2 separate regions of the Homo sapiens genome follow, and region 2 is linked to region 1. Evidence: read pairs that join two places in POLR2A ChIA-PET (ENCODE). Cell type or tissue: Panc1. All regions are shown on one strand. Links, peaks and the distances in the headings refer to the core of each region. The heading gives the core; the rest is flanking DNA. Region 1 holds the start of LOC102724323 (a long non-coding RNA gene). Region 2 overlaps MARCHF8 (membrane associated ring-CH-type finger 8).

Region 1 (5,384 bases), core at 222-5,221:
CCCTCTCTGATTTGGCCTCTACTCCCCATAAGTCACAGTACCATAAGCAGGCTTCTGGCCTCAGCAATTTGGTCTTTGTGCCCAAGTTTATTGTGAGAATTTCCTGAAAACTCTATAAAAGGTCTCTTCCTACTGTAGGCCTCTAATGTTTCTCCCCTTTTTGCTTCAGTCCACTCTTCAGTCTTGTAGGCCTAGTTTTCAAACCTGCACATGTGTCCTACCTGGCCACAGGCATGCAGGCCTCAGGCAGCTGGGCCAGTTTGGGAGCCTCGGGTGATGTCTGCACGATCTGGGGCTGCCTCTGCACCCCTGCTGTGGGCTTCAGGGTTGGAGAAGGGCTGGGACCAACCGGGTGAGATCCACAAGTCTCTGGATGTGGCTGAAGGCAAATACACAATTGAAGTACTTTCTGTTTTGAAGTGCTTTCCCTTTTGAATCTGGTTTGAAACATGCAGCTTCTGTCTCTAGCCCAAGGAAAGACCAAAACATAGGGAAATAAAAGCATTTATCTTTGTCTTGGAAGTAATTGTTGAAGTTGTGCAGTTGATCAGTGCACAGTTAGATGCAATGTTTATAGAAATTGATTGTTAAACCAAATTTACACTGGCATGTGTGGTGTAGTTTCTAAAAGGCACTTCACATTTGAAATTTTTCTTACCTTAGAAAGTTTCTAGTGATCTAAATGTCTAGTTTTGTATTCTTTTGTGTGTGTTCACTGTTTCTCAGTATTACCACTTGAATAATTCTCTGTACAGGGGGGTTTGTGCTATACACTGGGATGTCTAATTGCAGCAATAAAGCCTTTCTTTAAAAAGGAGTTTTGCCATGAGAGTGTTTTGCTGCAGGGAGGCTGGGGACGTTGGCAGGCACTCCGGTTCCCTGACCTCCTTTCCAGGGTTGTCTGGCTTACACATCAGGAAATAGTATGCGGCTCCTGGAGGTGTCTGTTTTCCTCAGCCTCCCTCAGACACGTGTGTCGGGGGTGGGCTGGCAGTGTCTGGACGAGTGTGTGGGATGGGAGTGAAAACAGGCATTTCTCACAGGTGTGCTTGCTTCAAACATCCCGTTCCTACCTGAGCTCACCACCCTGAGAGAAGGCAGACTCGAGTCTGTCGCTGCATGACCATGGAGCACTAGATTATGATCCAGCCTTATCCATAGAAATTTGTCCTGACCCACAGCCCAGCTGAGAAAGCACCAGGGAGACCAGCAGGGTTGCCAGTGACAGCTCTGCCACGCTGCATCCCCTGGCTCTGGCAAGGCCTCTGAGGGAAGGCAGTGCCACGATCCTCAGACAGCAAACCGCCCACAGGTCTGGGAGTGCTGAGGCCTGGTTGCAGCTTCCCTACCACATGCATGGCAAGGGTCAGAGGTTGCAGGAGGTGAGGGGTGGGAAGCCAGGCTTGCCCAGATGTGCTGCTGTCTCAGAGGTGATCCACAGAATTGTTCCACTCTGGGCTGCCAGCTGACTTGGGAGCTAGGCACAAGGCTGCTTTGCAGAGCCATGGTCACAGCTGTCCCCAGGAGTGGAGGCCTGCAGCTCCAGGTGGGGGACAGGCCCGCAGAGCTGCTGAGCCTGTGTGGGAAGGTCTGTGCTTGCGGCCAAGAGGAGGTGGGGATGGCCCCTGAGCTCCGTGCTGAGGAGGGTGGAACCGGAAGAGGAACCTGCCCCTGTAAGAAGGTGAGGGAGGTGGCTCTCGGGGAGCCACTGTGCTTTTGGGGAATTTTAGGAGTTTTTCTGAAGACACACTCGACAGTGTCTGGGTGCAGGCAGGCTTGAGAGGATGGAACCAGCCACACTGATGGGGTACTGGCTGCCTGTAGCTCGCTGCCACCAGGGACTCCCCACAGTCTCTGTCGGGGTAGCAAACTGCTCAAAAGCAGCTGTTTTTGTCAATAAACTATTAGCAAACAGCAGTGCACATTCACTTAATATTATCTACGGTTGATTCACAGCTACAGTGGGCAAAGTTGAATTGTTGGGACAGATAGTATGGCCTACAAAGCCTACAGTATTCACTGTGTGCCCCTTTATAGGAAAAGCTTGCCAACTCTGTCAGTGTGAAGGGTGTCCCTAGAGTTGTTGCTGCACAGCCTGTGTGACATCTTAATAACAGAGGCGTTGAGTCACTCTCCAGGGCCTTGGAAGTGCCACTGTGACATGCAATCCTGCCACACCTCTGAGTTGCTTGGCCTCGAAAAAGCCAAGGGGCAACTCCTCACCACTGGGGTGTCAGCCTGGTGGGAGGCACATGATCCCTGGGGCTCACCTCGAGCTCAACCAGATGACCATGGAATGCGGCTGTCTTTTCTTTGGAAAAGAGGGAGTGTCTGATGAAGCACTAAGGAGAGCTTCTGTAAGGTAAAATCAGTACAGCGGAGGGAAAGGCATATGACAAGCAAAGCTGTCAGCATGGTGATAACAAAAGAGACTGAAAATCAAACCTGGTTCCTTTCCCAGGGAAAGGCCCCTCAGGACAGTCAGGGGCAGAGGCTCTGTTACAAGGTCCTGCTCCCGGAGCCACAGCTATGCAGTTGGAGGCATCACGCTCATATAGGTAAATACATAGAAAGTACTATATATATGATGTATTTTGCTTACTGCATTTACACATTACCTCACTTTGCAACTTGCTTTTTTCATCTAACAACCAGTTTGATATTTTCTATGTTAGAACCCAGGCATCTACCTTATTCTTTCTAACTCATGCAGGATTTCTTTAAATCCTCATGGATACAGATTTTTAGGTTGTTTACTGATTTTTGGTATTAGAAACAAGGCTGCAGTCCACATCCATGTCATTTATTTTTGTACACTTGGGGGTGTGTGAGGGAGGGAGGGGCACTTCTGAAGATACATTTCTAGAAGTAGAAAAAGGGTAGATGCATTTGATCTTCTAAGTTGCAAAACTGACCTCTAAAATGATTCACTTACCTTCCTACAGTGAGAATATGAATCTTTCCTGAGCCACATCACAAGTGTTATTTTTAAAATTGTTCCTAAAATGATTGTTACTCCTTTGTATGTCACTGAAGTTTTACTCTCCATTTCTCAGATAAATGAAATTGAGCATTGTTTATTTACTGCCTATTTCTACTTCTGTGAATTTCCATGGCTTGGCCATTTCTCTTGGCTTTTTTGCATTTTTACATTGAATTATAGGTGTTTTTTTCCTGATGTAGGGACACTAATTCTTTGTTTTTATGTAAGTGACACATATTTGCAATTTATAAGTTTATTTTCTTGTTTAAAAGATTTCATTTTTTAGAGCAATTTTAGGTTCACAACAAAATTAGGAATAAAATGAGGCAGGAGAATAGGGTCTGGAGGCAGGTAACCTAAGGGCTTCCTACAACTAAATAAAAGGGAAAAACCCTAATTTTCTACACCAAGTAAATAACTTTGTAACCTCCCTTCATCCTCTTCATTTGCGTAGGGTATACACCAAGTAACCAATGGAAACCTCTAGAGGGTATTTAAACCCCAGAAAAATCTGTATTCAGGCCCTTGAGCCACCTGCTTAGGCCTGCTCCCACCCTGTGGAGTGTACTTTCGTTTTCAATAAATCTCTGCTTTTGTTGCTTCATTCTTTCCTTGCTTTGTGCGTTTTGTCCAATTTTTTGTTCAAAATGCGGTACACCCTCCACCGGTAACAAAAGTAGAGATTTCCCATTTACTCCTGTCCCTACACATGTACAGCCCCCCAGTTATCAATATCCCCCCCCCCCCACAGTGGTGCATTTATTACAATCCATGAGCCTACACTGACTCATCCTCATCACTCAAAGTCCATAGTTCAAGGTTCACTCTTGGTGTTCTACATTCTGTGGATCTGGCCATGTATCCAACATTATAGTGTCATACAGAGTAGTGTTATTGCCCTGAAAATCCTCTGTGCCCTGCCTATTCATCCCTCCCACTGCCCTAGCCCCTGGCAATCTTTTTACTGTCTCCACAGTTTTGCCTTTTCTGCAATATCATATCTTTGGAAACTTATGCACCCTTTTCAGATTGACTTTTAGTGATACACACTTCAGTTTCTTCCACGCCTTTTCATGGCTTGATAGCTCATTTCTCTTTAGTACTGAATGGTATTTCCATTGTCTGGATATTATTTATTTACTCACCTACCGAAGGGCATCTTTGGTTGCTTCCAAGTTTTGACAATTATGAACAAAGCTGCTCTAGACATCCATATGAGGGTTTTTGTTGGGATGTAAGTAAATACCAAGGAGTGTGATTGCTGGATTGTGTGGTAAGAGTATATTTAGTTTTGTAAGAAACTGCCAAGCTGTCTTCCTAAGTGGCTATACCATTTTGCATTCTCTCTAGTTCCTGTTGCTCCACATCCTCCTCCACATTTGGTGCTGTCAGTGTTCTCAATTTTGGCCATTCTAATATGTATGTAGTGGTATCTTGTTATTGCGTTATTCTAAATTTGCATTTCCCTGATAACATAGAATGTGCAGCTTTTTTTTTTTTTTCTTGAGACAGAGTTTTACTCTTGTTGCCCAGGCTGGAGTGCAATGGCGCGATCTTGGCTCACTGCAACCTCCACCTTCCGGGTTCAAGCGATTCTCCTGCCTCAGCTTCCCAAGTAGCTGGGATGACAGGCATGCATCACCATGCCTAGCTAATTTTATATTTTTAGTAGAGACAGGTTTTTCCATGTTGGACAGGCTGGTCTCTTGACCTCAGGTGATCTGCCCGCCTTGACCTCCCAAAGTGCTGGGATTAAAGGCGTGAGCCACCACGCCCCCCAGCTGTGCAGCTTCTTTTCACATACTTACTTGCCATTTGTATATCTTCTTTTGTTTGTTAAAGTCTTTGGCCCATTTTTCAATCAGATTGTTTCCTTACTGTTAAGTTTAAGAAGGCTTTGTATAATTTAAGTAACAATTCTTTATCAGATGTGTCTTTGTAAATATTTCCTCCCTCTCCTAGTGTGGTCTTTTGCAGAGCGGAAGGTTTTAATTTTAATTAAGTCCAACTTACCAATTATTTCTTTCATGGACCATGGCTTTGGTGTTATGTCTAAAAAGTCATAGCCATACCTAGGTCATCTAGATTTTATCCTATGTTATGGGAATTTTATAGTTTTGAATTTTACATTTAGATCTATAATCCATTTTGAGTTAATTTTTGTGAAGAGCATAAGGTCTGTATCTAGATTCATGCTTGTTTGTTTGTTTTTGCATGTGGATATCCAGTTGTTCCTGCACCACTTGTTGAAAAGACAATCTTTGCTCCATTGTAGTGTCTATGCTACTTTGTCAAGGATGAGTTGACTGTATTTATGAAGGTCTATTTCTTAGGCTCTCTATTCTGTTCCATTGATCTATTTGTCTATTCTTTCACCAATACGGCACTATCTTGATTACTG
Region 2 (5,384 bases), core at 231-5,230, 54 kb before region 1:
TCATGGGCCTCCCAGGAAGTGGCTTTTCTTACTCACCTGCAAGGCTGGGAACTCTGTAAGCCAGTTTTTCCAAAGAAGGCTTTGTAAGGATGACTCTGTAAAGGCAGTCTTAGTTCCTTAGTTCCAGAACACTTAAAAGTGTTTAGTCATATTTGATTGAATGAGCATCATTTTCAAATGTGAGTTTAGTTGCAAAACCAATATTTCCACTTATGTCCTAGTAAAAAAGAGGACAGATTCTTATTTAATCTATGCAAATAACTTTATTGCCCTGAAAATAGAATATTTATTACGTTTCTGAACTTTGGAGGGCTCAAGCAGGGAGAATAAGATGTTTACAAGTGTTTCATTTCAGTATACAAAAGCAGAGTCTACTAAGTTATGAGTTATAGATAGCTTTAAGAAGAAAGAGAAAAGGCTTCCTTATATGTCTGGAAAATACATTCAAACAGCATCAACAATATTCCAGACAAAAACTACAGTCATCCCTCATTAGCTCATTCAGCCATATCTAGTTAATTTTTGTTCCACTGGATGTGGGGTTAGTAGTATTATCAACCCATCGGCTTCCTCATAAGAGTCCTGGAAATTCTGACTTAGGCCACTGGTATGGTCTGAAAGTTGTTTAAGCAATGTCATTTAGAAGCCTGTGCCCCAAAGTACCTGGCATAGCCCTTTTCCATGGGGTTCTGATTCCTTCTGGCCTGTAGCTGATTGAAAAGGCTCTGAGGGAAACATCAGAATAAAACAGCAACAAATAGATGTCTGCAGATAAAAACATTTAAAATGGCTGCAGTTAATTTTTTACTGATCATTTTCAAAAAATGAAGGATCTGATGAGAGTTTGAGAAAAATATAACTGACAAGGAAATCTGGTTTCTGTGACATGCAAAACAAGATAATAAAGTCAATAAAAAAATTTTAAACAATTTAAAATGTAATAATGAACTCTATAGTTAAAGGATGTAATATTATATCTGATTTATAAAAGCAGATGAGCATAAACTTTACAGAGAAATGAATCTTGAAATATAGCAATAATCCTAGATATTATGTACCAATAATGTATCCAGAATATCAAGTGAAAAGATCTAGTAAGTCTGGAGTGGGTCCTAAGCTTCTGTATATTAATGAAACTCCATCTCCATAGTAAATTATGTGAATCCTTAATTGAAAACCACTGGCCCAGAAGATGCTGCATTCACATTTGAAAAGTGAAGTTGTAACCAAGTTAACATTTTAAAACATAAGAGTGATAACAGCTATACAGTGCAGAGTATCAGGACTTTGATAAATAGAAACTAATCATGACAGTGAGAGCATTGACAAATCTCTTCTGATTTGCTAATTCCTCCCATGCAGTTTCATCAATAGTAACAAACACAATTGTTTCCAGTACTTTTTTTTTTTTTTTTTTTTACTGTGAAAGAATAAATTTTTGTCCTCTTTCATGGGCCCTCTTATAAATCTCAGAGACAGTTTTAGTCCCAAAAGTATCTCAAATTTTTTATTTTATTTTACATTTAGGATTTGAATTTGTAAAGACATAAATGAAAAGTTACCAGGAGATTTCAACACTTAGGAATCAGATCATAGGTGCCTGAGAAATACTTTCCTACTCATTTCAAAGTGACATCCAAACATTTGAAAATAAAGTGAAGGTTACATGATTGTAAAGCATTTGGCTCTTTCATAAGTGAGAAATATTTAATCAAGGACATTGTACAATCAACATGAAAAGCACAGAAAACTATTTTGGTAAAACAGAATCTTTGTTATTTATACAGCAGATATCTTACAATCTCTTACTAAGGGCAGATCAATAATCCAAGAAAATTTTCTAATTTCAACAGAGAAAACCAAACTCCAGTATTGTATCAGTGTAATATTTGATACTACAGGAACTACAAGCACTTTTATAAAATCTTTTTTTTTTTTTTTCAAAACTGAGCTAACTTTGGCCAAGGCAAGTAAAATTATCTTTTCTCAAATCTTCTACAACTTTCTATATCAATTTTTGTCCTTTACAGCTGATGTAGTTTGGATATTTGTCCCCTCCAAATTTCATATTGAAATGTTATCCCCAATGTTGGATGTAGGGTCTTCTGAGAGGGGTTTGGGTCATAGAGGCGGATCCCTCATGAATGGCTTAATGCCCTCCTCTGGGTAATGCATAAATTCTCACTTAGTTCCTCTGAGATCATATTAAGAAGAGCCTGACACCTCCCTCCTTGCTCTCTTGACCTGTCGTCCTTCCTCTCACCTTGTAATCTCTGTTCTCCTTCTCCCTGTATCATGAATGGGAAGCTTCTTGAGTGTCTCTCTGGAAGCAGATCCTGGCACCATGCTTCTTGTATAGTCTGCAGAACCATGAGCCAAATAATCCTCTTTTCTTTATAAATTACCCAGCCTCAGGTATTCCTTTATAGTAATGCGAACAGACTGAGACAACCCTCTTTCTCGTTCTGGAACAACCAGCCCTTTTATTTTAGGACAAAACTATTTTTTTTTCCTTAATAAACAAAACCCATCCTACTACCTCACACGTAGTGTTGTACCTGCCTGCCACCATTGTTCTAGTAGTCTCATTCACATGTTATTGATAACTTTTAGCCAAAGTAACTTTTATTACACAGAGAAAACTAGGGAGTGGATAATTGTGAGCTGTTGCATGCCACTGTTTTAGCAAACTAGCAGAGCTAACATCCAGAGCTAACACAACTTTAACTGTGTGTACACTTTCATTGTGTACAAGTCTCAAGAGTGGCAAAAATGAACACATTTAACTGATTAAAAGAGCCAAAGACATAGCCTCTTTGTAGCATATAAAAATAAGAAACAAGTATATTTGTCAGGCCTCTGAGCCCAAGCCTGCATGTATACATCCAGATCGCCTGAAGCAACTGAAGAATCACAAAAGAAGTGAAAATTTTCCACTACCTACCCAAATCCTATAAAACTGCCCCACCCCAACTCCCCTTGCTGACTCTATTTTCAGACTCAGCCCATCTGCACCCAGGTGATTAAAAAGCTTTCTTGCTCACACAAAGCCTGTTTGGTGGTCTCTTCACATGGACGTGCGTGACAATATTAAATTTATGCTTAGTTATAAATGTCTCAATATTCAGTCTTACTTAGAAATGAGATCAGTATTGAGTGCATATTCATTAGTTAATTCAAATTGATACCAGTTCGAGTTTTTAAGTTTCCTAAAGATCTTGGAAATTTGTCTTCAAGCTGATATATTGCAAGACATAATTACTGTTGAAATACAAGGTCATCAGAATAATGATTTTGTTTGGTTGAACACAAATTTACCTTTTCCATAATCTTAGACATTAAGTAGAAGTAACGCTAGTTTATTCAATCAGTAAACCTGTATAGGTTTATGAATGACGTACCCAAATAGAATAAAAGTCTATGCTTATACTTAATATTGATAAATCAGTAAAGATACAACTGTTTCTTTTAAACCATAAATATTAAACTGGTCCCATTTCCAAAGATTTGCTTTTTTTATGTGAACTTGATTTCTTAATACAGCTCAATAATTGGTTTCTTGAAAGTGTTAGATCTTCAACCTCCTTATTTTCTGGGAAATTTAGGAATATTCTGTTTATATATGTACTTATTTACCTCTATGAGTAAATCAGAATATATTACTTTAAGAGATTTCATAATGTAGTAGATTTTATAATCTAATTTGTTAATCCCATTCTGAGGTAGAAAATTATTGCACCTTCACACATTGAAAGACAACAGCCTTTCTGAATTACACATAGACACGCAGATGCGGAAAGAGTTTATGACTTCAATTCTGAAATTTCAACTATGGGGCCATGGCAAATACAGAATTATAAAACTCATCAGTCCGTGTCAAAGAGTTGCTCTCTTCCCAGTGAGCATGAATTCTTAATTGATTCGTGGTGAGAACAGACAAATAGACAAACAGAAAAAAACTAACAAACCAGACTATTTATAGTTGCTCACCCATTAAACCATTCACAAAGATTAGAGATTTTTATAAAATGGCCAGACCATAAAACCGAATCCCCATTGGGAAATAATTTGTTGGAGGTCCCAAATTTCACAGCCATGTGGTTTGAATAGGATAGAATCACCTGTAGCTCCAGATGGCTCTAATTGGCCTAAAGCAATTAATGTTATCTTGTTCTTCAACCAGTCACTGTGGGAAAAAGTAGGGGTAGAATGTTGCTGGGAAACAGAAGTTTTCTGGCTTAAACAGTAACTAGATCACATCTGGCATTAATTACAAGCCTGTGGTATTGATTAAAAACAAATAAATGGATAGCAACTTAACTGTAACAGAATTTGGCGATAGCAACTGGGTAGTTGCAAGTAACAGACCCTAATATGTGAAATTGGCTTAATAGATACAAGTGAAGTCAGGCAGTCTCTTGCCACAGGGATTGTTTTAGGATAGTGTCTACCCCTAGGACTGGGAGTGGGGACCCAATCCTACTGAAAGTCAATGCTGAGAAGTTTAGGGCTCTTCAGGGGAAGGTAAAGGAGAGAATAGTGTTGGAAACTCTGATTTGTGATAGGGACAAACTGAGCCATGGAGGGAGCCATCAAGGCGGGTCTTGATCCTGTGCTGTGAAGTAGGCAATCCTTCTTTCTTATTCAGGAGTAGCTGGATTAATAATATGTCTTGTTTTTTGAACAGTGAGATCTTGATTAAAGGCAAGAAGGCATAAGTGCTTAATTGTATATATAATTAACAGCTCGAAATGAGCAATAAAATGAAATTTATGTCTCTTATAAAAGTAGAAATGCAGAATGTAGGGCCACCTTTGTAGAATGTCGGAATTGTTAATGATCTCTGGCCACTCAGTATAAGCCCCTACTCAGGAGGAAGAGGGACGCAGTAAGGGAAATACTAGTGCTAAAAGTGACAGTATTTTCAGCAAATTGGCATATTTTTCTTTTAAACATGCCAGATACGCGAACATGAATCTTGACATCCTTAGCTCTGATTATAGTCATTAGTATCCTCTTTAAATTTAGGAAACACCATCTAGAAAGAAAATTGGCTATATTTATTCACCATGTTTACAGTATAAGAATGAAATTCATACTGTATGGTGTTTTGTTGTTAGATTCTGAGTGAGTGTCCATTCACTTAAATTTCCAATATCCAGTGCTAGCTTTGTGCTAATGGCTTGTAATTAGATAGCTGGTGTCCTGTATTGATTAGCTTATACAGAAAAAACACTGGAGAAAAAACAAGGTGTATAGCACAGTGTTTTATACATCATAGGTTATTTTTTGGATCTTAGTTTTTTTCGAGACGGAGTTTCGCTCTTGTTTCCCACGCTGGAGTGCAATGGCGCGATCTCGGCTCACCGCAACCTCCGCCTCCC

Evidence for each region. Peaks named below come from ENCODE experiments on the same cell type or tissue, not always from the same donor. Only the 100,000 strongest peaks of a DNase experiment are listed, where the experiment ranks them.
Region 2: POLR2A ChIA-PET joins it to region 1 with 6 read pairs; 2 of 35 experiments call an interaction of 5 or more read pairs at or near these places.

Annotation. Positions count from the first base shown.
Region 1 is chr10:45,450,018-45,455,401 of GRCh38, reverse strand. It overlaps MARCHF8 (membrane associated ring-CH-type finger 8), which reads left to right. Exons shown (of 8, transcript NM_001282866.2): 8 at 1-817. It overlaps LOC102724323 (a long non-coding RNA gene), which reads left to right and starts at 2,281. Exons shown (of 3, transcript NR_120674.1): 1 at 2,281-2,362; 2 at 2,462-2,558. In Panc1, for the core only: no CTCF peak of the experiment used is centred there; no DNase peak of the experiment used is centred there.
Region 2 is chr10:45,504,369-45,509,752 of GRCh38, reverse strand. The region is part of intron 2 of MARCHF8 (membrane associated ring-CH-type finger 8); the gene reads left to right. LOC105378286 (a long non-coding RNA gene) reads right to left here. Exons shown (of 3, transcript XR_945919.1): 2 at 37-217. Among named protein-coding and RNA genes, the nearest start is that of MARCHF8, 28 kb to the left of the region's middle. In Panc1, for the core only: no CTCF peak of the experiment used is centred there; no DNase peak of the experiment used is centred there; H3K27ac peaks cover 3,369 bases.